Regions from separate parts of the Homo sapiens genome. Here region 2 is linked to region 1. A link is a loop called in an ENCODE intact Hi-C map of the cell type or tissue named here. Cell type or tissue: breast epithelium. All regions are shown on one strand. Links, peaks and the distances in the headings refer to the core of each region. The heading gives the core; the rest is flanking DNA.

The links. A loop is a pair of places that touch in the nucleus more often than their neighbours do. Peaks named below come from ENCODE experiments on the same cell type or tissue, not always from the same donor. Only the 100,000 strongest peaks of a DNase experiment are listed, where the experiment ranks them.
Region 2: it touches region 1 in a loop (16-fold over the local background); 13 of 110 quality-filtered maps call a loop at or near these places.

Annotation. Positions count from the first base shown.
Region 1 is chr13:110,621,356-110,637,363 of GRCh38, reverse strand. It overlaps NAXD (NAD(P)HX dehydratase), which reads right to left. Exons shown (of 10, transcript NM_001242882.2): 2 at 14,998-15,148; 3 at 13,085-13,130; 4 at 12,086-12,174; 5 at 9,817-9,925; 6 at 2,769-2,819; 7 at 2,588-2,692; 8 at 1,776-1,896; 9 at 115-235. Among named protein-coding and RNA genes, the nearest start is that of NAXD-AS1, 13 kb to the right of the region's middle. RefSeq lists enhancers at 1-652, 1,483-2,311, 2,312-3,141, 4,136-4,798. In breast epithelium, for the core only: no CTCF peak of the experiment used is centred there; no DNase peak of the experiment used is centred there; H3K4me3 peaks cover 401 bases; H3K27ac peaks cover 2,388 bases.
Region 2 is chr13:110,543,513-110,559,520 of GRCh38, reverse strand. The region is part of intron 1 of RAB20 (RAB20, member RAS oncogene family); the gene reads left to right. Among named protein-coding and RNA genes, the nearest start is that of RAB20, 10 kb to the left of the region's middle. RefSeq lists enhancers at 1,081-1,603, 1,604-2,127. In breast epithelium, for the core only: no CTCF peak of the experiment used is centred there; a DNase peak (open chromatin) is centred at 12,420; H3K27ac peaks cover 1,444 bases.

The DNA.
Region 1 (16,008 bases), core at 3,612-11,611:
GCCTAGAGTTCATTGTCAGTGTTTCCAGGGCTACTTATTCAACGCATGAGCTACTGAAACAGCTTAGAAAAATCAGACGGTTTCAAAGTAGAATAAATGAAGACGTGGCCTTACCCATTTGTTTTCTGTGGTCCAGCAAGGAGCGCCCAGTGTACCAGGACGCCCAGGGAGCCCGACAGGAGGTCCCCTTGCCCTCCACACCTGCGGCTGCTGCCTTCCTGGCTGCACACAAGCACTGCACAGGGCAGAAGTGAGAGCAGGTGTCAGCATGGCCATGTGTGTGAATGTGACAGTAGCCACGGGTGTGGAAGGCCGCACGGCAGGCAGAGCCACACCCTCCAGGAGCAGCCTGAGGCTCCACTCACATCCTGCCTGCTACGGCTCTTCCCTGTTTGTTCCAAGGGTTGGAGGCAGCCTCTGTTTTACAGAAGAGGAAACCAAGACACGCAGTGGTGAGGCTGCCCCAGACCCCGCTGTGTAGCACAGCAGGTTGGTGGAGACACCTGCAGCTCGGAACCGCCTCAGACGAGCCCAAGCAGGCAGCTCTGAGCAGGGCGGCGCCAGCCTCCAGCTCCTCCCACCAGCTCCCAGGGACGGAGCCCTCACCTGCAGCCCACACTCCAGAGTTCACCTTAAACCACAGCTCAACCATACAGGGCAACACCGAGCGAGGCCTCCACCGGCCTCATAACGTCACGTATGCCTGTGTATGGGAATTCTCTATTTCTTTGAAAAATGTTTTGAAAACCAGGTGTTACATTCTCTGAACCTGTTAGACCCAAGAGAGCCTTCCAGTGATTAAAAAACCCTCATCTCAAAGGTGTCAGAGTCCCTCTGAGAACATCTGCTCTGTGTTCCTTGTGCACAGCTGTGTGTGGATGAGTGTGCGAGGGCGTGTGCGAGGCTGTGAGCATGACCATGCATGTGTATAAGTGCGAGTGTGCAAGGGCGTGCGAGGCTGTGAGCACAACTGTGCATGTGTATGAATTGCATGCGTGTGCACATATGTGCATGTGAATGTGAGTGTACAAGTGTGGATGTGCACACACCCGCCCACAGACGCCTCAGTGTTCTACCCTGATTTTGGTACCTAGTCCAGCCCCACAGCTCAGCAGGTGAGCACATTCGCTGCCCATCATCTGTCCAGGCCTGAATGGAGGGGCTTCCATTTTCAGCGCTAACAAGGGCACGGCTCCCCAGATGCCTCGCTGGCGCTGGGCCCGGCCTCTGCCCTGCTCTCACTTGGCTCTTGCTGAAGCCTCCCCAGGCTCCGTGGGAGTGGCCAGTTGAGACTCGCCACACTCAGTGCCTGAGATTCCACTACCAGCATCAGCTTCGGGGCTTTCTGCACTTTCCAGTCATTTTGATAAAAGAGAATGAAATGCAATAAAATACCCAAATAACTGCATGGATGGTGGATGCCACAGGTGAGATGAAGGTGGCAGCTGGAGACGCGGGACCCTGCACTGTGCCCTGCTGTTGCAGGCACCCTCCCGCCAGACTGCTTCTCATAACTGAGGCAAGGGAATTCAACCAACGGGTAAGGCCCACGGCTCGAAAGCCTGCCCTCACCACTGTCACCTCCCCTGGCAAAACAGTGAAAAGTCAAAACATGGACTCTGAAGAAAGTGTGGTTGACGAGCTCATCAGGAATCCCTGTGTGAATGTGTGTGAACACGGGTGTGCACGGGAGAGGTCTTCCAGGGCTCATGCTCGGTGTGGCCATGCTGACTGACCTGGCACTGGCCCATGCACAGAGGGCAGCCGCCACTCACCCTGCTGGCCGTTGGAGAGGATGTCGCGCTCTCCTTTCTGGACCACCGTCACGTTGCCCAGGGCTTGGCTGAGTCTTAGCACAGATCCATGGCTGTCATCGCTGTCCATAGGGCCTCTGAGCTATGACAACACAGGAAGACAGAGAAAAAGCAAAGTCTTCCTCAGACACACGACGACAGATAGCCCTGTCCCATCCGCCATGAGACTCATGCTCTCGTGTCTAAAGGGATCACCCAGGCACCTGTTAAAGGCCATGTAGGTGGGAGGATGCCCAGGATATCACCTGCAGTGAGTCCTCCGAGCAGGTGCTGACACGGTGCCTGCTCCAGTGCCCATCCTCTACCTCATCAGAGCAGGCTGAAGGAGGACCACCCAAGACTGGGTTCTGAGAGCTTTGCAGGAGTAATACAAATTCCAGTCGTACTGGGCACTAACATTGATGGGACACTTACCATGTGGGGACTCACGGCTTTACATAGGTTTCCTCATCTCATCCTCACAACCCCGTGAAGCTGATGCCATCATCACATTACAGATGAGGCACTCAGGACACAGACAAAGTGACCTGTCCAGAGTGCACTGCAGGAGGGGCTGACTGACCCGAGTCCCTGCCTGTCCCAAGCCCACTACACCATCGTTCATCCAATCCAAGCGCATTAATGGGAAGACGCGCCATCCGCTGGGAGAGGCACAGCGATTACTTGCAGGTGTGTCCACAGGGACAGGCTGGGCAGAAGCATGGAGCTCGTCCTTCACCCTCTTCAGGACGAACAGGGCTTGCATCTACCCTCCAGGGGGTCCACTGACTCACCACAGCGTCATACAGTCTGCTGAACTCCACGTGGTTGGGAGTGAGCACAGCCTTCCGGTAGCCATGGATGAGGGCCGGCTGCTGAGCGACCAGCCACAGGCCATCCTGCACAGAACAAGGAGCCGTGCTCACTGCACAGGCCTTCCGGGAGTCCGAGCCAGGAGGAGAGAAGTCAACTCACCGCGTCGATGACAACAGGGATGTCCCTGGCCTTTGACACTTCCAAAATGCCCTGCCAGAAGAGAAAACCAGACTGAGCACCATGCCTGCTGCTATGGTGTGGGTATGTGTCTTCTCAAAACTCATGGTGAAACTTAATTGCCAAGGGAAGGGTCCTGGGAGGTGGGGCCTTTAAAAGGTGATGTGGCAGTGTCCTCATGGGTTGGTTTAATGACCTTTAAAAGAGGCATAAGGGTCTCTCTCCTGCCCTTCTGCCCTCGCCAGATGCCGGCACCTTGATGTTGGACATCCACCTTCAGAACTGTGAGCCAGTAAACGCCTGTTCATTATCAATTACCCAGTCTGTGGTACGGCTACAGCAGCGCAAAACCGACTAAGACACTTTTCCCAAGAGTGACAGAAAATTGAGCAGACTCTTAATAAAATGCAACATCAGGCCATCAAACAATAAATGGAAAATAATCAAGTAAATGAATAAAATAGAGAAGCAGAAAGACCCAATGAACTCGCAGAGCCCGTAAACAAGGCAGGACACTGGGAACTCTGAAAGGCGAAGCCCACTGGAAACGCTATGAACAACAGCTGGGCTCCTAGGCTAACCCATGAAGACAGCCCCCGCCCCAGCAAGGGCATCCAGTTCTCCAACAGATACTAATACGCAGCATTCGGAGGCAGGAAATCTGAATTCCTGAGAATTCCCCAAATCATTAGTCATTATGTATTTTTCATATCACTTTACTTACACGTTTTAAAATAACAACAATAATAAACAGGGAATCATTTTTCCCTGATAGGATTACAGTGAAGGTTTCAAAGGTTTTCTATTAAAAAAAAAAAACTACATGTATAGATACACACACATATATGTAATATTTGGTGGTTTTTATTATTATGAGCCAATACATTGTGACAAGATTATACACTGCAGTAGCATGTAAAGTGATCCTGACTTGACAGACACCTGATAATACAAAACATTAAAATAGAAAACATTAAACAAAATGAGAGGTGACAGCATGCTGGCAGTCCTCAGAGCCCTCGCTTGCTCTCAGCACCTCCTCTGCCTGGGCTCCCACTTTGGCGGCATTTGAGGAGCCCTTCAGCCCACCACTGCACTGTGGGAGCCCCTTTCTGGGCTGGCCAAGGCTGGAGCCCACTCCCTCAGCTTGCAGGGAGGTGTGGAGGGAGAGGCGCGAGCGGGAACTGGGGCTGCCTGCAGCGCTTGCGGGCCAGCTGGAGTTCCGGGTGGGCGTGGGCTTGGCGGGCCCCGCACTCGGAGCAGCCGGCCAGCCCTGCTGGCCCGGGGCAATGAGGGACTTAGCACCCGGGCCAGCGGCTGCAGAGGGTGTACTGGGTCCTGCAGCAGTGCCAGCCCACCGGCACTGTGCTCAATTTCTCACCGGGCCTTAGCTGCCTTCCCGCCGGGCAGGGCTCGGGACCTGCAGCCCGCCATGCCTGAGCCTCCCACCCCCTCCATGGGCTCCTGTGCGGCCCGAGCCTCCCCGACGAGCACCACCCCCTGCTCCACGGCACCCAGTCCCATCGACCACCCAAGGGCTGAGGAATGCGAACGCACGGCGCAGGACTGGCAGGCAGCTCCACCTGCAGCCCTGGTGCGGGATCCACTGGGTGAAGCCAGCTGGGCTCCTGAGTCTGGTGGGGATGTGGAGAGTCTTTATATCTAGCTCAGGGATTGTAAACACACCAATCAGCACCCTGTGTCTAGCTCAGGGTTTGTGAGTGCACCAATCAGCACCCTGTGTTTAGCTCAGGGTTTGTGAATGCACCAATCGACACTCTGTATCTAGCTGCTCTGGTGGGGCCTTGGAGAACCTTTATGTCTAGGTCAGGGATTGTAAATACACCAATCGGCACTCTGTATCTAGCTCAAGGTTTGTAAATACACCAATCAGCACTCTGTGTCTAACTCAGGGTTTGTGAGTGCACCTATCGACACTCTGTATCTAGATGCTCTGGTGGGGCCTTGGAGAACCTGTGTGTCGAAACTCTGTATCTAACTAATCTGATGGGGACGTGGAGAACCTTTGTGTCTAGCTCAGGGATTGTAAACACACCAATCAGTGCCCTGACAAAACAGGCCACTCGGCTCTACCAATCAGCAGGATGTGGGCGGGGCCGGATAAGAGAATAAAAGCAGGCTGCCCGAGCCAGCATTGGTAACCCGCTCGGGTCCCCTTCCACGCTGTGGAAACTTTGTTCTTTCGCTCTTTGCAATAAATCTTGCTACTGCTCACTCTTTGGGTCCACACTGCTTTTATGAGCTGTAACAGTCACCGCGAAGATCTGCAGCTTCACTCCTGAAGCCAGCGAGACCACGAGCCCACCGGGAGGAACGAACAACTCCAGACGCGCTGCCTTAAGAGCTGTAACACTCACCGCGAAGGTCTGTAGCCTCACTCCTGAGACAGAGACCACGAACCCACCAGAAGGAAGAAACTCCGAACACATCTGAACATCAGAAGGAACAGACTCCAGACGCGCCACCTTAAGAGCTGTAACACTCACCGCGAGGGTCCACGGCTTCATTCTTGAAGTCAGTGAGACCAAGAACCCACCAATTCTGGACATAAAAATACATGCTAAGAATAATTTAAAGTATTGAAAACTAAAGCCGTGTATATTAAATGAAATTTGAAAGCTGACAAAGCATTAGCTGCTCGCCTAACAAAGTGCTCATTTCAGCCTGTTTATGACGCACATTCCAGCCATAGGAAAGTGTGTATTTGGCTCTGACACTGGTCCGAGCATTAGCAGTGTGTCCTGAAGCCCCTTCCAGGGAGGCAGGTACCTGAGACTTCATGGAAGTTTATTATTCCCTTTATTAACAATAAAAATTCTTTGTCTGCTTGCCCTGAGTTTGGCTTTACTGTTAAAACTGGCAGGCTTTTGCTAATTCAGATTTTAGATCAGTTTCTGATTTCATGTTGCAGTATTTGGCAACAATCTGACATTTTCATCTGTTTCTGTGTTTTCTTTTAATGTATTTGCAAATAGTACTCAAAAGTGAATATTCAAACCCTGGAAAATGCAATGTTACATGGGTCTCCTAGAAAGGTTTGCAGCATCAGAGCACCCAGCGCAGAAGGGTGTCCCCACCCATGGGAAAGCAAACCTTGGTACACTAGGGAGAAATCTGGGGGCATCTCTCAAAAATTTAAACGTCCTTACTCTGATTCAGCAATGGAACTTCACCCAAAAGAGTGCACAAAACACATAGATTCAGGACACCACTGATGTTAACATGAAGAAAAAGCTGAAAACAGTGTAAATGAACTAAATACACTGTAGTAGATCCATAAATTCTGATGTGGCTGTTAAAAATAATGAGTATCCACATATCCTTCCATGAAAAAGTCTCCAGGACACACTGTTAACGAGTGTGCAAAGAGCACAGTGTGAGGACAGGTGCATTGGTCAAGAGCCTGCGCTCCAGATTCAGACAACGTGGGTTCAAAGCCAGCCCAGGAACCAGAAGACTTAATGTTGTTAGACATTCCCCCAACTGATCTTCAGTTTCAACATCATCCCTACCAAAGTTGCGGCTGCCTATTCCACAAATCAGCAAGCTGATCCAAAACTGGAATGCATGGGACCCAGGAGAGCCAAAACAACCTTAAAAAGAGCGAATTTGGAGGACTCGGGCTTTCGACGTCAAGGCTTCCTACACAGCCACAGCAGTCAAGACCGGGCAGTTGCAGGACAGCTGTACAGATCAACAAAACAGAAACAACAGTCCAGAAATAAGCCTTCACATTTAGGGTCAACGGATTGTCAGGGAGGATGACAAGTTGGGAGGAAAAAGGAGTCTCTCCAGCACATGGTGCTGCAACAGCTGGACACCCACAAGCAAAAGACTGACGCTGGAGCCTCCTCCTACCACACCAGCATCAGCTCGACATGCACCGCAGAGCTAAAGTAACAACCAAAACAATAAGGCTCTTAACATGTAGGAGTAAACCTTGGGTTAGGCAGAAGCTTCTGAGATAAGACACCAACAGCACAAGGGACAAAAGAAAAAACAGCTAAATTGGACTTCAAAATTAAAAACTGTGCTGTAAACAAAACCATCGAAGTGAAAAGACAACCTACAGAATGAGAGGATATCGGCAAATCGTCTCTCTGATAAGGAACCTGTGTCTAGAACGTATATGAAGAACTCCTAAAAGTCAATAAAAAAAAGGCAAAAAACAGTTTTCAAAGTGGGGAAAGGGTATGAATAGACACTTCTCCAAAGAAGATACCCAAAGAGGCCAGGCATGGTAGCTCACGCCTGTAACCCCAGCACTTTGGGAGGCTGAGGCGGGCGGATACCTAAGGTCAGGAGTTCGAGACCAGCCTGGCCAACATGGTGAAACCCCATCTCTACTAAAAATACAAAAATTAGCTGGGTGTGATGGTGGGCGCCTGTAGTCCAAGCTACTTGGAGGCCAAGGCAAAGGAATCACTTAAACCCAGGAGGTGGAGATTGCAGTGAGCCAAGATCACGCCATTATACTCCAGCCTGGGTGACAGAGTGAGAATATGTCTCAAAAACAAAACAAAACAAAAACAAAAAAAAAGATACCCAAACAGCCAATGAGCACATGCAAAGATGCTCAACAGCATCAGCTGCCAGGAAAACGCAAACCAAACCACAGTGAGGTCGCTCCACGCCCACTAGAGTGGCTGCTAAGTAGACAACAACAGTAACAAGTGCTGGGAACGATGTGGAGAATCAGAGCCCTCGCACACTGCTAGAGGGAATGGAAAATAGTGCAGCCGCTATGGGAAACAGTGGCAGGGCCTCAAAATGTGAAACACTTAACACCCAGGAGAGTGAAAACACATCCACACAAAAAGTGGAAACCAATTTTCCATAAATTAATCAACAGATAAACCAAAGGTGGTGTATGCATACAGTGAAATATTAGATATAAAAAGGAATGGAATACTGATACATGCTACAACACAGGTAACTCTAAATATAAAATTATGCAGAGTGACATAACTAATCACTAAATAGCACACGTTGCATAATTCCATTCATATGAAATGTCCTGAACAGGCGAATCCAGAGAGACAGAAAGCATACTAGCTGAGTGGCTGCCAGGAACTGGGGAGACTGGGGAACAGGGAGCAGATGCTAACGGGGATGGGCTGCTTCTGGAGGCAATAAACATATTCTAAGGTTGATCATGGTGATGGTTGCACAACTATGAATATACTTGAAGCCACCGCATAGTTCACTTTAAATGGGTGAGGGGTATGGTAGGTAAATCATCTAAATAAAGTCGTTTTTAAAAAACCATCTCTGCAGTTTCTTTGCTACCAGATCCCACGGGCGTCTTGAATCCTTGCCAGGACTCAATCTGTCATCAGAAGAATGGGGCTATGAATAGGAATCTACCTAATCGGGTTGTTTTCAGGCCTACACCAGATGATGACCTCATTCAGGAACGTCGACGAAGTAGGAAGCCTCTGCTCCGCACCAGACACGAGCTGGAAGCTGACGAGGAGGCGGCAGCCCACGCTAGATGACCTGAGGGCTCTCAAGACCACGGCAACAGTGTACAGGAACCAGAATGCAAGGTCCAGAGTCTGGGCTGCAGGGGCAGCGACGCACACCCTCACTTCCCACCTTTCACACTTCCACGCAGTACAGTGGTTTTTTAAGATACCAGTTTTTAAATTGTGAACTTAAATTCACAAAGAAAATAACCTGAAGCAGAGCACTCTGGCTCGTTCACCTCTAATTCATCCGCACCCCCAGGATGCAGAGCTGGACAGGAAGCAGCAGCCGTGCACCGCAGACCCGCAGCCTGCAGATGGGACTCCCCATTGAGAGCCTCTCCCCGGGGATGACAGAGGGTTCTACTGCTCCTAAACATGGCCACCTCCTCCTTCCCGGTGAGCGGGTAAGACCTTAAAGCTCAAAGACGGGCTCCCGTGCTGACTCCACGCCGCTTTTCCTGGTCTGTGCAGTGTCAGCCTGCGTCTGCCTGCCCCTCAGATGACTCATCCTGCACTGCTGGCTCCATCACTCGCCGCCTTCAAGCCCCGCAGCCTCAGAGACCCCTCCATTAACTAAGCACCCAACAGAGTGCCATGCAGATGGCTGGCATTTTCAGGGTGACTGCTGATCTGGGGAACACAAAATGGCCAGGCACCTTCTAAGGGCTTCAAGCGTAGTCCCTCACTAATGCCCGGCCTCTGATCCCCATGCAGTCACCACGCCTTGCACATGTGAGCACCCTGTGGCACCAAGCCATCTGGCACACTGTGTCTTCCCCCAGGAGCTCTAACAGGGGTCCCCCGGAACTTGAGAAAGGGTCTCAGAGGGCAGCCCCACAGGAGCACAACCCCCAGCAGAGACACACCAGCCCAGGGAGCGTCAGAGGACGCAGGGAACACAGAGCTGGCAGCCATCCCCATCTTTTTATCGCCCCTGATCCCAGGTGGTATTTATTTACAGCAGGCACAAAGTGATCAGAATAACTTTCATCTTTTGGATTTAGGTGGGCATAAGATGAACTTTAAGAAAGAAATACCAGCATAAATGAGAGTCCATGCGCATATGCATGTGGGCACGGACAAGCAGGCCCGTGTCACCTCACAGCCTGATGTCAGCAGAGCATGGCGCCAGGGCTGTGTGGGAACAACGGCCCAGGAGGCTGAGGGAACCCCAGGATCCCCCAGCAAGAAGGGGGTGGCCTGGGAGATACACCCAGGCCTGACCCCAAACCTCTGTCACCTCCTCAGTCCTGCTCACCCTCTCCTCACATCAGACATAAAACAACTGAGCAACTCCACACACACACCTCCTGCAGCTGCTCCATGAGAAAACAGTCGGGCCCGGAGAGAAGCACATCTCAGCACAGTTCCTCCCCACCTTTGCACTCAGTTTCTCCTCCGTCCCTCAAATCTTATCTCAATCATGCCACAAAGAGGCACACGGAACACTACACAAAATGCAAGAGAAATGCCTCTGTTCCAACTTCACGCCTAAGGCTAAGCCTGTCATGAGGGAAGTGAGTGAGTATACACATTACCTGGACATTTCTGAGAAGCGCATCATCTCTACCCAAGCCAGGTCCTACGACAAGAGCATGCAGCCGGGGCAGCCACTTCTCCACCTCATGAACAGCATTGGGGCTGTCACTAAAGAAGGAAAGGAAGGCCAGGATGGTTACCCACAATTCCTCATTTACTTACTGTCATGTATTTGTTTACATTTTATTTTGAAAAAATAACTTATAAATAGTAATGACTTTTAAATAATTTCTGTAATTTAGATTTATTATTTAATCAGTACAGAAGGCTCCCATGTACCCTTCGCCTAGCCTCCCCGAGGTTAACGCCTCACACACCCACATTCCGGATCAGCATGACCAAGTTCACATTGGTTAATACTATTCATTAAACCACAGCATTTTCCAAATTTCCCATTTCCTCTTGATGTCCTCTTCCCATGTCAGGACCCAAACCAGGCCCCACACTGCATGTGGCCATTGCCTCTCCCTGATCTCTCTTTTAATGCCCAGATTTACATGCCTAGCTTTCAACAGTTACGACAAGTTAGAAAAAGAACGATGGCTATTTTCAAAATCATCTTTGCCCTCTAAAGTTAGCCCGTTTGTTTCCATCACATACATGTGTGGCTGTAAAGCCTACTTTGTGTGCTTATAGACCAGGCCCCACACAACGCACTGACCCTGCTGCAGTTTCTCATTCAGAACAGGGCAGGGGTTTGCTTTTTCAGAACTCCTTCCTGTTCGGTGTGACCTCTCCTAGAGCCCACTGTTAAGGCTTCTGTCCCCTTTCCTCCCCGACAAGCTCCCTTGTCAGGGTCACCCCGCACTGTGAGATGCACCAACTGTTCTCAGGCCTCATCTCCAACTGACCCAGAGTCGCACACACAGGCCCTTCTGGAGCTGTCTGGAAACAGCGGCTTCACTGACTCCTGGAGGCCCCTGCTGCCTCCTCCCCAGCCCGTGCTCCCAGCATCTGAGTGCCAAGTCCCCCCTGCCCCCAACCCCAGCCCCCCTCCGCCTCTTACTCCCTCGTCTTCCAGCTTTAAGCACCGTCCACATGTGCATGACTCCCAAGCCCGTGTCCCCACTGTCCAATGCCCTCTAGCCACGTCCCTTGGATGTCTAACTGGCAGCCAAACTGCGCCCTACACCCAACGCCTCATCTTCATCCCACCCAAGCCCGTTTCCACCACATGGAGTGACCACTCGCTCAGACCAAAACCCTTGGTGGAGTCTGTGCCCCTTGCCTTTTCCAATCCAATCTGTCGGCAAATTCCACCCCCAAACTTTCCAAACATACCCAGAATCCGGCCCCTCTCACCATCTGACTGCACCCTTCCCTCCCACAGGTCCTTACCACAGCCTCCGGCCCAGCCCCACAGCCGCGTAGGAGCCTTTATGACCCACACTGGCCCTGCCCTGCTTACTCAGGGCCAGAGCCACAGCCCTGACAGCAGCCCCACACCCTGTGGGGCCCAGCCCTGCACCTCTTGGTCACCCGACACATCACAGCACCGCACCTGGAGCTCCGCGCCGGCTCCTCTCTGGTGTGGAGAGGCCGGGCTCGACCCAGGCGTCATCACACTGTGCTGCCGCCCCAACTGCCCCTCTGCCCACTCTCACAGCCCCCTCCCTGCTGCCGCTCTCTACGGTTCCTTCACCACCTGACATCCTCCTCTCCCTTGTCTCCAGAGCAGCACAGCCCAATCCAGTCGGTGCAAACACACACAATGAAAAGTAAACAAGAGCAAACGCTCTGCTCCCGCACCTCCCAGCCACATTTCAAGCCCTCAGTGGCCACAATCCTGGACGGCAGAGAGAACACCTCCACACAGCAAGCTCTATAGCATAGGCGGTCTGGGGGAGCCCCACGGGGGCAGGTTTTTGCCTGCCCAGTTCCACGCTGACCCATGGAACACAGGCTAGGGCCTGGCACCAGACATATGTGCCGAGTGCAGGAAGGGTCTTGTTATTGCTCAGAGGCCCTTCGTTTCCACCTTCTGCAAACCTGTCACACACAGCCCACAGGGCCTCCCTGCCTCTGGAGCTGGGCCCCGGCCATTTCCAACAGGCCCAAGCTCCCCCACCCACCTCTCCACCCCGCCGTCTCTGTCTTATTCTGACCCCAGAAGAACGGGCTCCTTCATTTCCCTACTTCCTCTACAGCACCTGCTGAGAAACTCTGAGGATGGAAAATCCATCAGGACGCTTTCGGTGTCAGTGCCAAAACCCCAAATGATGCAGGAGGGAAAGAGAACCTACGAGAAGCCGGCGCAGAGCGACTCACAGAACTGGGTGGACGATCAGCTCCGGGCTGTAGGCCTTAATCACAGGTGCGGCCGCACTGGCACAGAACACGTGGGACAAGTCTGCGCCCTGATGAAGGAGCACAAGAGGCCGACTCAGGGATCGCTCCGGCATCGCTGCCCACCCGCCAGACACAGGCGTCCAGCGCTCATTACTCAGCCCTGGTGACGTGCATGAGAAACGTACTAGCTCGGATTACACCCAGCCAGGTGGCTTAGCAAAGGGCCAGGGCGCAGAGCACAATACCTAAAAAGAAAGACTTTTGCCGCCACTGCAGAGGCAGGGTCAGAGCCACACACACCAGCACGGCCCAGCTCGGTCTGGTCACCCTCCAGGAGGAAGGGTCACAGGAAGAGGCCGGCCGTTAGCACTTGCTCAGCTCATGGGAAACTGCAGGATCAGCGGCTTCAGCTGCGACCTACAAAGGCATCCCAGGTGCACTTTGGTGGAGTACAATACAAATCACGCTTTAGGTTTTAAAAATGGGCTTCAATTGAGGCCAGGTGCAGTGGCTCACGCCTGTAATCCCAGCACTTCGGGAGGCCGAGGCGCATGGATCACGTGAGGTCAGGAGTTCGAGACCAGCCTGACCAACAGAGAGAAAACCTGACTCTACTAAAAATACAAACAAAATTAGCCAGGCGTGGTGGCAGGTGCCTGTAATCCCAGCTACTCGGGAGGCTGAGGCAGGAGAATCGCTTGAACCCAGGCGGCGGAGGTTGCTGTGAGCCGAGATCCCGCCATTGCACTCCAGCCTGGGCAAAAAGAGCGAAACTCTGTCTCAAAAAAAAATGAGCTTCAACTGAAGTGATCTTGTTTATGCACAGATGTCAGGATAGACTTAACGGTGTTTCTATTAGCTATGATTACCCTAAGATATTATTTAGATTTCTATCAGAAAACATTTGCTTTAATCATATTTAAATAATCAAACTCTCTACCAGAAAAATCCCAATAAAGAAATTTTAAGTAAACATACCACTTTGAGAGCTGAGATTGCTGCAAAATATGGGGCTCCAGTGTACCTAAAAAGAAGGTATTTAGAGTCAAAAACTTCTGAGAATAAGGTAAGCATACCTTGATCAATAAATAGGTTATCAATAAAAAATAGACATAAATAATATAGACATGGTTTATCAATAAATAACAGAGACATGAAGCACACAGCACAAACCCAACACCTAAAAGATGCTCAGCAAATGTTCAATGAACATGAACCAGGTTCGACTAGAAATGTCTTTTTTTTTTTTTTTTTTGAGACAGAGTTTCACTCTTGTTGCCCAGGCTGGAGTGCAATGGCACGATCTTGGCTCATTGCAACCTCCGCCTCCTGGGTTCAAGCGATTCTCCTGCCTCAGCCTCCTGAGTAGCTGGGATTACAGGCATGCGCCACCACACCCGGCTAATTTTGTAGTTTTAGTAGGGACAGGGTTTCTGCATGTTGGTCAGGCTGGTCTCAAACTCCCAACCTCAGGTGATCCGCCCGCCTCGGCCTCTCAAAATGCTAAGATGACGGGCATGAGCCACCGCGCCCAGCCAGAAATGTCGATCTTTTACATAAAACCTTCATGCATTTCAGGAGAGTGAATCTCTGGCAGTAATGCCTGCAGTCTCCCTGCAATGTGAATGTTCAAGGTAAGGAGCTGACCGCAGGCTTCTGCCTGGAGAGAAGAAAGTGACAACCACATGTTCGGAGCAGTCGGGCATGGACAGGGTCCCAGAGTGGGCAGACCCCGTCCTCCAAGAGTCACAGTCAGCAGAGGCCAGATGGGGGCCACCTGGGACAAACAAGAAACGGCACCCACCACCCAGCTGCTTCCGCCTGGCTGTTCTGGAATCCCTGGCTCTCCAGGTCTAAGGGCACTTCAGGCACAGAAAGGAAGAGCCCTGCCCTCCGTCAGATGGGCAAATGCAACCTTTATGTCCATTCCGAGCAGTGAAATGTTTTGCTAACCCAAGAAAGAGAGACCTGGGCAAATGCTGATACCCATCACCTTACATGGCCTTCTCCTGCAAAGCGGTGTCAATAGCGTTGTAAATGCAAAAGACAGTACAGAACAGGCAACATACATGCACACACTCTTCCATCATGTGAAAACAAGCCTCACTAATAAGAGAAATGCATTAAAACAACAAGAAAGCTTGTCGACTTCACTAGCAAAGGTTGTCCTCCAAGGGCTGCAGGGAACAGGTGCTCTTGGGAGGCAACACACACTAACGCAATGGGGGGACAATTCGGCAGCGTCACCAGCATGTAAAATGCACACATACCTGATCCAGTAACAACTCTAACACACCCTATGGCACGATCAACAGCTGCAAATGGAGGGATGGGCAAAGAGAGATACCACATCCATGCAAACAGAAAGCAAGCAGAAACAGAGGAGCCACGGCAGGCTTTCCGTCAGAGGCAGAAGGTATCCTTCACACCCAAGGACAACTTACAAACAGCTACGTACCAAACACAGCAGCAAAACAGAACAGAAGCAAGCTAGGGATTTGTCAAATTTCATAAATGACTTTCAGTAACATCTTTAAATTGACAAAGTAAACCAAGAGGTTGCTGAGTGTTTCTATCCTAAATACAAAAAACATGCTTGTGGTATGAAGTCCAGTTAAATACAGAAAAGCAGAAAGTGGAAAAAACAGGCTCATTTCCCCACTACGACAAAACTTAACACTGACACACATGAGGGAGTAATTCAGTCAGGGCTCCTCAGAGTTATTTCCTAGTTAATCAAAAAGTGGATCACTGAAAAATACTGAGTGTCCTATCAGGCTGCATTTGGAAATGATTACTGAGGTCAAACTAGACAGCGTGAATGACAGTCAGGTAAGCAGCCAGCCAGCAACTGACTTTTTAAACACCAACACTGCACATCAGCTACTTACTCCTGACAGCCTCCAACTACGCCTATTCTTCCATCTTGCCCTTTGTGCTTTGTGGAAGACAGAGGAGGTATGATATTTCTCACCAGCTGCAAAGTATTTTCCATATCCTTTATCGAATGTGCTTTACGTAGCGAAAACGCTCTTTCTAAAACTGAAAGACAAGAAAAATGAATAATTCAGAAAGGTAAACAGATATTGTTAGTACACATAATAGCCCATTAACCAAAACCCTCTCCAAAGTTATTACGAATGCTATAGATTTTTACCCAATGGATTTCTGTAAGCAAATATGATGTTCAAAATTACATTAACACATGCAATTTTTTTTTTCTTTTTTGAGACGAACTCTGACTCTGTCACCCAGGCTGGAGTGCAGTGGCGTGATCTCAGCTCACTGCAACCTCTGCCTCCCAGGTTCAAGCAATTCTCCTGCCTCAGCCTCCTGAGCAGCTGGGATTATAGGTGTCTACTACCACACCTGGCTAATTTTTGTATTTTCAGTAGAGATAGGGTTTCATCATGTTGGCCATGCTGGTCTAGAACTCCTGACCTCAAGTGATCTGCCAGCTGCAGCCTCTCAAAGTGCTGGGATTACAGGCGTGAACCACCATGCCCAGCCTGAACACATGTAATTAACACATATAGTAACACATGCTATTTATTTATTTATTTGAGACAGAGTCTAGCTCTGTCACCCAAGCTGGAGTGCAGTGGCACGATCCTGCTCACTGCAACCTCCACCTCCTGGGTTCAAGCGATTCTCCTGCCTCAGCCTCCGGAGTATCTGGGATTACAGGCACCTGCCACCCTGCCCTGCTAATTTTTGTATTCTTAGTAGAGACAGGGTTTCACCATGTTGGCCAGGCTGGTCTCCAACTCCTTACCTCAAGTGATCTGCCCGCCTCAGCCTCCCAAAGTGCTGGGATTACAGGCATGAGCCACCCCACCAGGACAACATATGCTATTTCTATCAGGTTTATTTTTGAAATGTATCTGAAATTTTGGAAGACC
Region 2 (16,008 bases), core at 4,772-12,771, 79 kb after region 1:
ACACAGGGCACCCTTGCCTGCCTCCTCGGTGGCCTGTGGCCTGACCGGGTACTTGAAGGGAAAAGAGAGGTAGGAACAGATACCTTTTCTATAATTGTTGGAAATTCAGAATTTAACATTTAGGGGACCCTGTTCTTTTCCTTCTTTTGCTGAGCTCCTAAACTTTCTCTCCACCCCACAGACATTGCTTTTCAAGTTGTTTTTGTTGTAATTGTCATAACCGAGGCAGAATGGTAAGGACCAGCCGGAGGAGGAACCATTTTGAAAGTTGCTTTTAGCCACACAAGGCAGGGTGGGCTGGGGTGGGGGTGCAGGTGTGCAGAGGGCGACAGGATGTTTAATAGTAAAAACGATTGCATGGGGGTCAGTGTACACCCAATGCCTGGCTGCTTGTAGCCTGCAAGGCAGGCAGTGGATGGAGCTGAAGAGGGGGAAGAGAGTTGGCAGGGCAGAAGTACATTACCCTATTCCATTGACACAACAGTCCTCCAGAGGGAGGTGTGATTATTTGCATGTTAAAGATGGGGCCAGGCGTGGTGGCTCATGCCTGTAATCCCAGCACTTTGGGAGGCTGAGGTGGGTGGATCACGAGGTCAAGAGATCAAGACCATCCTGGCTAACATGGTGAAACCCCATCTCTACTAAACATACAAAAGTTAGCAGGGCGTGGTGGCGCACACCTGTAGTCCCAGCTACTCGGGAGGCTGAGGCAGGAGAATCGCTTGAACCAGGAGGCAGAGGTTGCAGTGAGCCAAGATTGTGCCACTGCACTCCAACCCGGTGACAGAGCGAGACTCTGTCTCAAAAAAAAAAAAAAAAAAAAAAACAGATGGGAAGACAGGGCTGCGCGGTGGCTCATGCCTGTAATCCCAGCACTTTAGGAGGGTGAGGCGGGCAGATCACCTAAGGTCAGGAGTTCAAGACCAGCCTGGTTAATGTGGTGAACCCGTGTCTACTAAAAATACAAAAATTAGCTGGGTGTGGTGGCTGGCGCCTGTAATCCTAGCTACTTGGGAGGCTGTGGCAGGAGAATCGCTTGAACCCTGGAGGCGGAGGTTGCAGTGAGCCAAGATTGCGCCATTGCACTCCAGCCTGGGTGACAAGAGTAAGACTCTGTCTCAAAAAAAAAAAAAAAAAAAAGTGGGAAGACAGCAGAAGTTAAGTGGGATTTAGACCTTGGTTCATCCAACTCCAACTCACCTTGTCTCATTATGCCCTTTTAGGGGGCACTTGCCACTCCCAGCCCTTGTCTAATTGGGCACACAGATGTGGAGTGGTTGCTGTGCATGGGTGGGTACATCCAGGAAGCAAAAGGAGGTTGCCCAGCGAGGAGGCAGAGCCCTAGAAGACGTACTGCTGTGCTCCTCTGTGTTGCCCGGTTGCTCAGGACAGCCTAAAGTGGTGTTGCCTGTTGTTGGCAAATATAAACTGAGGCTCCCCGGTGCCGGGCACTGTTTGGGCCCTCGTTCTACAGCAGTGAGCAGGCCGGCTGGCCGCTGCCCCGCAGGCCCTGGATTCCAGAGGAGGGGGAAAGGCAGGCAAGAAGTGAATGGTACAGCTTCACATCTGATCGTTGCTCTGAAGAAAATACGACAGGCTGATGAGAAAGCGGCTGGTGTGCCCAGCACAGACCTGGTCCCCAGAGCCCTGGAGACAGAATGCTCTCCACATTTGTTTTCCTTCCCTTCTAAAGGCCGTGGCCTGGCGGCCGGGAGGCGGGGGGAGCAGGGGCATTACCTGACTCACGTTTGCATCCCCAGCACCTGGCCCTTGAAGAGCCAGCTTGGAAGGCGGCGGGGAGCCCAGACTTGCGCCACTTCCCTGTGCCGGCATCCAGCTCCAGCTGCGTCTCTGGGGACTGGGTGTTGGAGAGAGTGAGTGCATTTTGCATGTGGAATGGATGCACGTCTGTGGGAGCCTGAAGCCAGGCTGTGACAGACAGAATAGTGGCCACCGCAAAGATGAGACATCTTGGTCTCTTGAGAGTCCTCTGGCCTTTGGGTCCTTCTGAGGCACCAGCAGAAGGTTATGTGGCCACACCAGGGCCTCCTCTCCAGCACAGGCGTTCCGGATGGTGGGCCTCCTAGTGTGAGCCTCCCAGCAATCTGCCTGACTGAGGACTTCCCACATCACCAAGTCCTGCTCCTCTTTGTTCGACAATTCTTCCCTCATCCTATCTGTTCTTCCTCATCTTAATATAAACAGCAAGAAAAATCCACACCTTCAACACTTTGCTTGGAAATCTCCTCAGCTACATATCCAACTTCATCACACAGTGATGCTTCCCTCACAGCTGTGGGGCACGACTCAGCTGAGCTCTCTGGCACCACATCCTCCCTCCTCCAGCTTCTGATAACACAGTCCTCATTCAGACCCCAGGCTTCCACCTGTAATTGGCTCCTTCTGGTGGAGGTGTTCACTACGAGGATGCAGGTTTTCTCTGCTATGCTTCTCGCTTCCTTCTGATTCCTCACCAGCAGGGCTGTTCATGTGCACCTTCCTGCCAACCATCTGTTTAGGCCAATCCGGGCTGCCCTCTCATGATCCTCAGATCCTCCCAGATCTGCCATTGCCCAGTTCTAAAGCCACTTCCATATTCGTGACAGCCTCTCTCTGCTCCCAGTTCCAAAGTCTGTGTCAGTTTCCTATTGCTGCTATAACAAATTAGTTACTTAAAACAACACAAATTTGCTGGGCATGGTAGCTCCTGCCTGTAATCCCAGCATTTTAGGAGGCTGAAGTGAAAGGATCACCTGAACCTAGGAGTTCAAGACCAGCCTGGGCAACACAGGGAGACGGTTTCTACAAAGAATAAAGAAGTTAGCCAGGTGTAGTGGTGCGCACCTGTAGTCCCAGCTACTTGGGAGGCTGAGGTAAGAGGATTTCTTGAGCCTGGGAGGTTGAGGCTGCAGTGAGCCATGATCATACCACTGCACTCCAGCCTGGGCAACAGAGTAAGACCCTGTCTCAAATGAATAAATAAATAAAAATTAAAACCATAGATATATTGTCTTTAAGTAGTCTGGAGGTCAGAAGTCCCAAATGAGTCTCTCACTGGGCTAAAGTCAAAGCTTGCAGGATTGCATTCCTTTCTGGAGGCTGAAGGGAGGAACCTGTTTCTTAGACTTTCCTAGCTTCTGGAGCCTGCCTGATTTCCTGGTTTTATCCTCTCTCCGAAAAGGCAGTCAGGTCAGGTCTGTCCTACACAGCATCCCTCTGAACCAGCCCCTCTGCTTCCCTCTTCTAAGGGTTTAAAGGACCCCTGTGATTTTGTGGGATCCATCCTGGCCCTTGTTTTCAGGGTGGTTGACTGGCAGGCTCAGCGTCCCTCACCCATGTGATGAGGGCACAGGTTCTGGAGATCAGGGCATCTGCCGACCACAGCTGTGGCTGTGGCTGTGTCACCTCCTTTTGCATCAGGCTCCTCCTGTGTAATAAGGGAAGAAAGGGGCACCTGTCTGAGCTTTGTTAGGAGTCAGCCAGTTAACACTGGCAAGGTTCTCAGAACAGTGGCCAGAATGAGGAAGTACCATGTGAGTTTTGCTAAACAAACATTGTCTCCTGGCCTTGGGTGCCTGTCACTGAGGTTACACCAGCAGGCATGTTACAAAGGGAGGAGGGAGGCTCAGCTGGGCCCCTAGCAAACAAGTCTCTAATAAATGGGGAGGCCACGGCGAGAGGAGGGAAGGCTGGGGGCACTCGCGGTGGCCGTGGTAAAGAGTGAGAATAAAAGTCGCCATCTGCCACCCAAGGGCTCAGCAACCTGGGAGACCTGGCCATATTGAATTTCTTCCTTTGCTGTTTGGAGTCGAGCAGGGGGCCGGCTGATGACTGGTTTCACCCGCAGAAGGCACAGGCTGATTCACGTTTGCGCTTCCGTGGCGTCCTCTGCCCAAGCTGCGAGGAAACAGTTCCTCTGTCTGTCTCAACTAGAAGTCTGAGCTTTGGCATGAGCCTTGCAGACCCCAATGTTCTTGGTGCCAGAACCCAAGGACGGGTGGACGGCAAAGATGTGGAAGAGAGATGGGCCCAGCCTCTGGCCTCTTTAGAGGATGCTGATGGCTGAGCCACCTGAGAAGGGATCAGGGTGCAATGGCCCTGGAATCTGTGTGACAAAAGGCAGGACTGAGAAAATGGGGGACTCTGTGGTGTGGAATGGAGAGGACTGGAGCCCCAGTCCCAGGAAGTTTTTGAGTGTTGGAAGGTTGTCACGTGGAAGAGGAATTCAAGCCTCATTTGAGTTCTATTCCGGCGCGTTAGAGTAGTTGGAGGTTTGTGGTGGGAGAGCAGGTGTGGCCTGTGTGTAACAGGACGGGCTGCCTCCGAAACTCGTGCTTCCAACACTTACAGTAATTGCCACTGTATGTGGGTCCCTGCCACGTGCCAGGCTCTGTGCAGGCTCCATACTCCCGGGCTACATCCTTTTCACAAGGCTCCTCCTGGGAGGCGTCAACGTTGCCGTCCTACAGACTGGGAAGCAGCATCTTACAGAGGGGAGGCGGCTCCCACAGTCGCTCCCTGACACGGTGCCAGGGCCGCTCAGCTTCACAGCTTGGTCTTCCTGCCCTTGGGAACCCAAGGTCTGGATGCTGCTTGGCTCAGGACCTAGAGTACGGGTTTCTCAGTGGATCAGGTCCCTCCCTCCCAAGCCGAAATGCAAGGATTTTTCAAGGAAAGGCTCGTGATGGGTTTAGGATCTCAGGTTCTCCAGGCCCTCTCTGGCCTCAGAGGTGCTGTGAACCCAGGCTGGGCTCTGCAGCAAATGAAGATGCTGCTTCGCTCATGCAGGCTCTTTCCTAAGCCCCAGGCAAGATTCTGAGCAATTGGTTTAAGAGCTTTCTCTTTACCTGAACAACTGCAGTGCAGCCCAGGAGAGGATGCTGGAGTTTCTGGTTATGAAATCTTGGGCCTGGAGGAGGGAGAATGTAAGTGCTCGTTCCCGTGAAGTTAGCTAAGAGATTGGCCTGCATGCTGTGAACTGCTGTCTGTCTGAGGCAGAGCCCAGGTGGCTTTTGTGAAGGACAAAGGTGGCTTGTGGGTGAAGGTGCCGAATGAGAGGGAGAGTTCAGCTCAGAGGACCGCGAGCCCCCACCTCTCTCCTTCCAGTCCACACACAAACCTCAGCCCCCAGCCACATGACAGCTGCTCCTAACGGAATGGGGTGGAGGCTGTGTCATATGTGTTGCTGCTTCAGGTTGGAATTGTGATGATGCTGTGGGTGGGCCTGGAGAGCAGCTCTCTTTGGCAGGGACCCCATGGCTGGCTGACATTCGGCACTTTTGACTTGTGTGAGGACTGCACATTTTTTAAAAGCCTTGAGAGATTGGTGCAAAAGTGAATGCACAGCCTGCAAAACACGTGGAGCCAGGGGGATTTTATTTATTTATATAATTATTTAATTTTTTTGAGACAAGGTCTTGGTCTGTTGTCCAGGCTGGAGTGCAGTGGGGTAACCACAGCTCACTGTAACTTCAAACTCCCAGGCTCAAGCAATCCTCCCACCTCAGCCTCCTGAGTAGCTGGGACCACAGGTGTGCACCCTTATTTAAAAAAACAATTTTTGTTTTTGTAGAGACGGGGTCTTGCTACATTGCCCAAGCTGGCCTTGAACTCCTGGGCTAAAGTGATCTTCCTACCTTGGCCTCCCAAAGTGCTGGCATTACAGGCATGAGCCACTGCGCCCAGCCAGGAGTCAGATTTTAGCTGGCTTTCCTATTACATTAGTTTCTATTTTAGCCTCAGTCGGGAGAGGCTTCTGAGTGGTTTTTGAGGCCTTAATATGGTGACCCTCAGCCTGACAATTAGTGTTTGTGTGACTGGAGACCATTTGGTCAATCACATGGTCTTTCTACAGATCTGGGGCCTGACGCAGGCCTGCTGCTGGTTGTTGTAAATAAAGTTTTATTGGCACAGCCACATGCACATGCATGCACTTAAATGCATTGTCTATGGCTGCTTTCACCTTGTAATGGCAGAGTTGAGTCATTGCAACAGAGACCAGACAGCACCGAAAGCCAAACATATTTACTATCTGGCCCTTTGCGGAAAACATTTGCTGATCCCTGGTTGGGTTGTGTAAAGGAGACAATGCTTCTCTAAAAGTCTGTTCCCATAGGTATAGACGCTTCTAAAAAGGTTTAATATTCAGCAGTTGTAGGACACCAAGATTCAGTTCAACTCAACAAGCAGCTCTCAAGTTTCTACTGTGTGTGTGTACTGAGCTAGAGTGGAGTGAGGGTGGATTTAAGATGAACACCAGCTCCTACTGAACAAAAGATCTTGGAAGAAATGCCAGTTAAGGTTTGTATCTGGAAGGTCAACCTGCAAAACCCCAGGCACATGTGGGTCCACATGGTCACCTCTACTGAGGACTTCGAACAGGTGCCTTCTGGGTGCAAGGCCTCATTTGTAGAGTCCCTCTGCTTTATTGACCAGCAACAGTGGCCTGAATATGAATGTGGGTATTAAGATGGGGGAAAGAGAATTAATTGGTTGTCCTGGCCTCAGCAGGAGTGGACAAAGCGACATTATACTCGGAGATTGCAGAGCACAGTGGCCGCTTGCGAGCAGTGTGCGCTGGGAGGCTCGGCCCACAGCCTCCTGGAGTGGCGCCTGGGAATCCTGGGGTGCCAGGGGACCTTGCAGGCTCTTTAGTGCACTGTGGTTCAGGAGAAACTTAATTAAGGTCAACTGTGTTTGTTAACGAGCACCTGAGTCACACTGAATGCCTTTGGGAGACAATTTCATGCTTTGTTATCTTTAAGCTCTCTGGAGAAATAGAAATTTTTATTTATTTATTTATTTATTTATTTATTTATTTATTTATTTGAGATGGAGTCTCACTCTGTCCCCCAGGCTGGAGTGCAGTGGCATGGTCTTGGCTCACTGCAAGCTCCGCCTCCTGGGTTCACGCCATTCTCCTGCCTCAGCCTCCTGAGTAGCTGGGACTACAGGCGCCCGCCACCGCGCCCAGCTAATTTTTTGTATTTTTAGTAGAGACGGGGTTTCACTATATTAGCCAGGATGGTCTCGATCTCCTGACCTTGTGATCCACCCGCCTCAGCCTCCCAAAGTGCTGGGATTACAGGCGTGAGCCACTGCGCCTGGCCCTATTTATTTATTTTTAATTTTTTTTTTTTTTTGAGACAGAGTCTCACTCTGTTGCCCAGGCTGGAGTGCACTGGCACGATCTCGGCTCACTGCAACCTCTGCCTCCTGGGTTCAAGTGATTCTCCTGCCTCAGCTTCCCGAGTAGCTGGGATTATGGGTGCCCACCACCATGCCCGGCTAATTTTTGTATTTTTAGTAGAGACAGGGTTTCACCATGTTGGTCAGGCGAGTCTTGAACTCCTGACCTCAAGCAATCCACCCACCGTGGCCTCCCAAAGTGTTGGGATTACAGGCGTGAGCTACCGCGCCCGTCTTATTTATTTATTTATTTTTTGAGACAGGGTCGTCTTCTGTCACCCAGACTAGAATGCAATGCTGTGATCTTGGCTCACTGCAGCTTTGACCTCGTGGGCTCAAGCAGTCCTCCCACCTCTCAGCTGGGACTACAGCACCACCACACCCAGCTAATTTTTGTATTTTTTTTTTTTTTTTGTAGAGACAGGGGTCTCAGTATGTTGCCCAGGCTGGTCTTGAACTCCTGGGCTCAAGATATCGTCCCTGCTTGTTCTCTTCAAGTGCCGAGATTACAGGCATGAGCTACCATGCCTGGCTGAAAATTTATGATGCCAGATCAAATTGCCCTTCTTTCTGTATTGAGACTTCATATAACATCCCTCTCCAAGAAAAATAAATTTTGTACAAACATACACACACGTACAAACACACACGCCTAAACAGCTGTTGATTCTTAGGATAATGGATTCATCACTGCGACGACAGAGTTCCATGGTCCAGCTGGCCGCGAACGCTGGCCCAGGCAGGTTCCAGCTTCGTTTCAACCCTGGCTTCCCTGGTGCTGTCTCTTCTGCACCTCACTGAGGGGTCTTTCTGCCAGGCCTCCTGGATCTGGTCACCTTCCCTGCTCAGAGCCCCTCCAGCACTCCCCAGCTTATCACTCCTCTTATCTGCCTGCTGGCACTTGAGCCCTGATGTACGATTTGCAGTTCGTCCTGTGTGCCCTGTCTTTGCTCGGTTCTCACAGGTGCTTACAGCGTCTCTGGCCATGCCCAGCTTGAATTTTATCCCATCTTTCAGTGAAGCATTTCTTGGTCTTTGTAGCAGAGGGAAGAATTCCTCCTTCCACCAAACTGCTACAAAGTGACCTTGCACCCCATAGTACATACTGCTGGTTGTCTGTTTTTCTGATCTCTTTTTCTTTCCTTGGATTTATAAACTCCTTGGGTTTTACTCACTTGGAGTTTTCCATAGAATGTAATGTTTTGCTCTGTGATATTTTTGAAACTAAGTTTTTGCTGAAGGAAACTTTTGAAAGCAGTGGGGAAAATTCACAGACTGACATTAGCAGTTTCATTTTCTTAGCGATGTATTGACCCTGAATGATAAAATTAGTGTGGAAATATCATTGTCCTGAGTGCTGTGATACAATAGGCCATTGTGTGCGTGGTAGGGAACTGTGGGTCTGGGACATTAATTATATGGTATCCTAAAAAACTTCTTTAGTAGCTCTTGATTTCTTTTGAGTTCAATATCATTGCAAATCTATTAAAAAGACTAACATACCAGGACTGTGTTTCTGGGAAGTTGGAAAAGATGTATTTTCCCCTACTCTTCCCTCTAATTACAGCCCAAAACCTTGGATTTTATCTTAAAAGCAAACATAAGACTCTGGAAGGTGGCAAGGAGAAGGCAGATCCACTAGATACCTCGGGAATGTGTTTCAGGAAAAAACTCTAAACCCGAGTTTTTCCTCTGCTCTCACAGCGCCACAGCCATCATTGACACAGGAAACTCCTGTGAGCAAAGGTGTAGGGTTTTTCCCACACAGCGAGCAGTGGATACCAGCTGGGTGTCCTCCAGTTTAATTCTGCCACTATCTACCCGGAGGTAGCGTCTCATACCACAGGGTGAGGGCTCAGTCTCACAAGACCACCCCTTCCTTCCCCCTAGTTGCAATTCCAGGCATCTGGAATTTCTGATCCACCGGCTTCAGGTGGGGGTTCCCACGACCCCCTCTTTGGGTTCAATTAATTTGCTGGGAAACGGTTGCTTATGTTTGTTTACTAGTTATTAGACAGGATATTGCAAAGGATACAAATGAACAACCGCATGAAGAGACACATGGAGCAAGGTCTGGAAGGGGTGCCACGGAATTGGGGTGCCACAGAGTTGGGGTCCATGGAGTTGGGGTGCCACAGAGTTGGGGTGCCCTTGTGGCATGGGGGTGAGTTCTTCTTCACCTTCCTGTTGGCCTCCATGTGCTCGGCTTTCTGGGAGCTCCCTGAACCCTGTTTTCTGGGCTTCTTATGGAGACTTCATTGGTTGTCTGTGGTTGAGGCATGGGCATCATGTCAAAATGTGATTGGAAAGGCCGGGTGTGGTGGCTCAGGCCTGTCATCCCAGCAGTGTGGGAGGCCGAGGAGGGTAGATCACTTGAGGGCAGAAGTTCAAGACCAGCCCGGCCAACATGGCGAGACTCTGTCTCTACTAAAAATACAAAAATTAGCTGCGCTTGGTGGCGCGTGCCTGTAGTCCCAGCTACTCAGGAAGCTAAGGCAAGAGGGTCGTTCGAACCCAGGAGGCGGCAGAGGTTGCAGTGAGCTGAGATTGTGCCACTGCACTCCAGCCCGGGCAACAGAGCAAGACTCCATCTCAATTAAAAAAAAAAAAAATTTAAAAAAGTGTGATTGGATAAAAAGGGTGCAGTCTAAGCCCAGCAAGGCCTGTCTGTTCAGATTCCCCAGGCCTCTCTGCAGCATTCCTTCCTCTAGGGTATGGGGCAGGACCCTCTCTGGAAGGAGGGTCTAATGACCCACAATCAGATTAGAGTCCGGCCTGGGCCAGGTGAAAGGAGGACAGGAGAAGGTCAGAGAGAAAGATTTTGTTCCTGAGGCCTAAGGCACCCAACATTATAACAATAGATTGTAACAATGGCTGTAAGAATCATGAGCTAGGAACCGTGGATGAAAAGACACAGTGGTGAGTTCCCTGGATTCCAGATTCAGGGCTGAAGAAGCTAGAAATTCGGAAATGCCAAAGGGCACAGGCAAAATGAATCTGCATTCAAGAATTCAGCTTTTGTCTGAAATATTCCTTCCTGCTTAACCCAAGCTGATACAAATCAACACACTTAACTTTTAGTAGCTTATATTCTAACACAGACCAAGCTAAGCTTGTAGCTCCAAGCAAAGCATTTTGTAAATATTTGCTGATTTGTTTTGTGGACTCACAAGATGTTGATGGCAACGGATGTCTTTCCTCCCTCTGGCCTAACCGCTCTCCGCACACTGGTCTTAAGCCTCTGAAATAGCTCAGCTACCTACTGCTAGGGTTCTGCAAGGAAGTCAGGGTAGTGTCCTATGAAAAACTGGCCTGGGAAGTTTGGAATCATCACACACATGTTCAGGCCTCTGGGTTCTGTAGGGACCCAGCCCTTACCTGGCTGGAGCCCTGGGCTGTGAGAGCAGCAGGCATTTATCATGCTTCTGGGTGCCAGACATCACACTCAGTGCCTTCTGGCATTGTCCATTGTTCCGGCATCCACTTTGTGTGCTTGGTGTTATCCTCACCTCTCGGTGCAGATGAGGAAGCTGAGGCCCAGAGAGCCTAGGGAGCTTGCCACAGGTTGCACTCCAGGTTGGGGAGTGCAGATTTGAGGTGGGTTTTTGTCAAAGTCCACCCTTCCTGGCACTGAGCTGGTTAAGAGGCTACGATGGAGCCTGGACCCCTCACATTGGAGCAGTGCCCACCGACAGACCCCGCATAAAAAAGGAACAGAACAGACCTAACCAAGAAATCAGGTGAGCCCACCGCGCTCCCCTGGTGCCTTCATGAGGATGGAGGCAGGTGAGACTGAATTGTGGACATTTCCAGAATGACAAGAGTTTTTTTTTGTTTTTATTTTTGTTTTTGAGACAGTTTCATTCTCTTGCCCAGGCTGGAGTACAGTGGTGTGATCTCGGCTCACTGCAACCTCCACCTCCCAGCTTCAAGCAATTCTCCTGCCTCAGCCTCCCGAGAAGCTGGGACTACAGGTGCACACCACCACACCTGGCTAATTTTTGTATTTTTTGTAGAATTGGGGTTTCACCATGTTGGCCAGGCTGGTCTCGAACTCATGACCTCAAGTGATCTGCCCACCTGGGCCTCCCAAAGTGCTGGAATGACAGGTGTGAGCCACCGTGCCCGGCCGAATTATGGTGTTTTCTAATCCATAAAAGAAAAATTGTTGGATCAAAAAGATGTAGCATTCTAACTGAAGTTGCCTTGAGGATAACAGTGTCTTTTATTTTTGTAGTCTGTTGACCAGGTTTCCTATTTGTATTTTGGAAATTCTCAATTTTATTACTAAGAGCCTTGACGGCATAAGGAGTTGCTCTGGTGGTAGCTTCACAGTTATAGAATACCTGCTATGGGAAACTTTTTGCTCCAGGTTATATCTGAAATGCTTACCTATATTTTAAAGTAAGTGTTTAGATACAAAGAATAAATGGGACGGCCTATTTGCAATACTGTTGTGTAGGCTGATTAGCATTAGCTTGTGGGGTCATGCAGGCTTCCCAAGACTGAGGTTCCAGTCTACAGACTTTGGCCTTATAGCTTTGGCCTTAAATTATAGCCGATGCTTCCACAACACTTAATATGTGCCAGAGGCTCTGCAAAACGCTTCCCCATTTTAGCTCCTTTAATCCTCTCTGGCACCGTAGCAGGTAGCAAGGTTATTTTCCAGGAGTGGTGGAGTGGGGATCTGATCTGGGCAGACCTGTCCGAGGATTTATGCACTTAATCTCACCAGCCTGCTGTGTCCTTCGTAGAAGTGACTTGGATCCTAAAGTGAGAGTGGAACTGGAAAGGAATTGCTCCAAGTATGCATTCACTCACACAAGGTAATAAATGTACATCGGGCTACGTTCTATTTCGTGCATGGGGTGCCTGTGAACTAGAAAAGTCCTGCTGCACCCAACGATAGTAAATGAAAAACAGTTTCAACCTGTGGCCTGTCTCATCACTAACGAGATCAATGTGTTAAGATTCCTGTTAACGCTTTCCCCGTGTAGAATTAAGCGCACTTCATTCACATAGGAAGCTTGTTGCGCCTCGTGTCTGAGCTGCGCTTTCTCATTTATGCAGAGCCAGCTGATTCAGTGTGTTTGGGGCAGGGGTCCGTTCCCTTCCCTGACCTTGGCTGCTCTAGTTCAGGACAGTCTGGTTAGAGGAGGCGCCGTGTAGACCGCTGTGATTTGGCGCAACAGTCAGCTTCCTGGCCTTGACTGGCGGCATTCCAGGCTTCTGACATATGAGTCCTTGAGAAGGAGGAACACTTTCTATTGTTTGTGGTACAGAAGTTCAGCTTGGCCAGGCGTGGTGACTCACGCCTGTAATCCCAGCACTTCGGGAGACTCAGACGGGAGGATCCCTTGAAGTCAGAAGATAGGTACCAGCCAAGGCAACATAGCGAGACCCTGTCTCTACTAAGAATTGAAAAAAAATTGCCAGGCATGGTGGTGCACACCTGTAGGTTCAGCTACTGGGGAGGCTGAGGTGGGAGGATCACTTGAGTCTGGGAGTTTGAAGCTGCAGTGAGCTGTGACTGCACCACTGCACTCCAGCCTGGGCAACAGAGTGAGACCCTGTCTCAAAAACAAACAAACAAACAAACAAACAAACAAAAAACCCAAAAAACAAAAAAAAACAGAAGTTCAGCTTGTACTGTTCACAGATGCTCCAGGTCAGTTAAGATTTGTGAGCCTGGGTGTCACCCAGCACCATGCCATGACACACGCTTAGTGGCCCTGTCACACAGACCAAGGGTGGCCTGCAGAGCCGCTGAGTGCATCAATAAAAAATGAGGCATTTCTACTTAGAAATGGAAGACTCATGTGTGACTGTGCTTCCTTGTGGGTTGGAACTGCCTTTCGGGACGCTACCATCTCATGGCATAACTTGAAATGACTTATGTTGCCCAAATAGGTGAATTTAGGGTTGTACCTTTCCCTCACAGCTGTATTTGGGATCAGCAGGTTTTCTTTTTAGATGAATCAATTGGAACACTTTTAGAAAACAAAATGAAGATATGATCCTGTCTCTGAGTCTCAGTGATGTCTTCTTAAAACTGTAGTAATAAACCTTATTTCCAGGGACAGTTATGAAGCTTAAATAAGATGACAGATGTGCAGGGAGCCCAGCATGGTTCTCGACTCTCAGTAATGCAATGTCATCTTCTTTCTCCTGGCACATCATAGGTTCCCTTAGCTTTTGTAAAGGGTGATAAGGATTAAATGGCTGAGGCTTTTTTTTTGGTGCCTATCTCATGGGGTTTCTCTGCTATGTGAAGGAATCACTTTCAGAATTATGGATTGGAATGGCTCTGGTTGGACATTGACTTTTCATCTGCTTTGCTGTATGCTTGGTCCTGGCTTCTGGGTGAAGACTACAGGATCCACGGTGTTTCTGTGGAGTCAGATCATGAAACAGGAATGTAGAGCTCAGAAGTAAATGCAGCATTTTCCCCCACAGCAAGGCTCTAGTCATTAATTGCTTAATAATAGAGAACGAAGGACTGTAAAGAGGTCCTTAACATTACAGGGCATATTTTACAGACTCCTATTGTGCCCTTTTTATATGTTGCTTTGTATTTCCTTCTTTTTGAGGGGGAGTGCAGGAATTTTATCATCTTCCCAAGGTGGCACTGATGCACTTCTCTAGACTTGCCCAAGCTCTGGGGGCCCATGTGTCCACCTCAGTCACCACCTCAGCACAAGGATCTCCAAGCTCCTTCTAGTTTTAATATCCTGATGTGTGTAGAGTGAACACTCAGTGAGTGTGAACTTGCTCATTTATTCAGCACTTTTTGGAGGACTGCCTATAAATCAGATGCTCTGCTAAGCGTGGGCAAGTGGCAGTAGACAGAATACGCAGTCCAGTTGGGGAGACCGACCACAGACAAAGAGCATTCACAATACGATTTCTAACACTTGCTGTGAGGAAGAGAAGGGGGTGCTAGGATGGGCACTATTTTGGGAGACATAATACACTTATTTAATACTTTTTAAATTTTTATGAGTACATAGTAGGCGTATATATTTATGGGGTACATGAAATGTGTTGACATAGGCATGCAATGCATAATAATTGCATCGTGGAAAATGGGGTATCCATCCCTCAAACATTTATCCCTTGCGTTACAAACAACCCAGTTACACTCTTAGGTATTTTTTAATGGAGACTGTGTTAATCCGTGTTCATGCTGCTAATAAAGACATAACCGAGACTGGGAAGAAAAAGAGGTTTAATTGGACTTACAGTTCCACATGGCTGGGGAGACCTCAGAATCATGGTGGGAGGCAAAAGGCACTTCTTACATGGTGGCGGCAAGAGAAAATGAGGAAGAGGCAAAAGGCAGAAACCCCTGATAAAACCATCAGATCTCATGAGAGTTATTTACTACCACAAGAGTAGCACGGGAAAGACTATGCCCCCATGATTCAATTGCCTCCCTGTGGGTCCCTCCCACAACACGTGGGAATTCTGGGAGATACAATTCAAGTTGAGATTTGAACGGAGACACAGCCAAACCATATCAGAGACCTACTTGAGATTTGAGGGTGTGTGGTGCGTCACTTTCCCTCGGTGAGGCGCTTTACCTGTGTTTCCACACTCACTGTGGCACTCCTCTCTGGTTCTCCATGTGTCTTCCTAGATGTCACCCTCCACAGGCTCCAGTATTCCCGTCTGTCTGCGCCACACGTCTCTGTGCCTTGACTTCTTTGAGTTGGTTATGACCTAGGTCTGGCTCCTTCATTGCATGAGTTTAACGTGTCTTTATTTTTACATCTGTATTAGAGTCATGATTTTGCCCTTTTTGGAAAATTATTTTTTAACATGTGTCAAGGTAGAATTGCTTTAAAATCCCACTCATAGATTCAATGCAATCACTATCATAATTCCAATGGCATTTTTTACAGAAATAGAAAAAAATTCTAAAATTTATGTGGAACCACAGAAGACCCAAAATAGCCAGCAAAATTCTTGCTCAATTTTGAGCAATAATAAAGCTGGAAGCATCACACTGCCTGACTTCAAAATATGCTACAAAGCTATAGTAATCAAAACAGCATGACCTCAGCATGAAAACAGACACATTGACCAATGGAACAGGGTAGAGTGCCCAGAAACAAATCCACACGTTTACTGTTAGTTGATCTTTGACAAAGATGCCAAGAACCTTTGGGGGAAAGGACAGCCTCTTCAATAAATGGTACCAGGGAAACTGGATATCCATATGCACAACGAAACCAGACCCTTGTCTCACACCATATACAAAAATCAGGCTGGGTGCCTGTAATCCCAGCATTTTGGGAGGCTGACGTGGGTGGATCGCTTAAGTCAGGAGGAGTTTGAGACCAGCCTGGCCAACAAGGTGAAACCACATCTCTACTAAAAATACAAAAATTGGCCGGGTGTGGTGGCAGGTGCCTGTAATCCTGCTACTCAGGAGGCCAAGGCAGGAGAATCAGTTGAACCTGGGAGGCAGAGGTTGCAGTGAGCCGAGATCGCACCACTGTACTCCAGCCTGGGTGACAGAGTGAGACTCCGTCTCAAAAAAAAAAAAAAAAAAATAACCCACATTTGATTAAAGAGTCAAGCATAAGACCTGAAACTATAACTATTAGAAGAAAACATAAGAAAAAAGCTTTGCAGTATTGGTCTGGCTAATGATTCTTTTTTATGTGACTCCAGAAAGCACAGAGAACAAAAGCAAAAATAGACAAATGGGATTGCATCAAACCAAAAAGCTTCTGCAGAACAGAAGAAACAACCAACAGAATAAAGAGAGAACATCCAGAATGGGAGGAGATATTTGGAAAGCATACAGCTGAT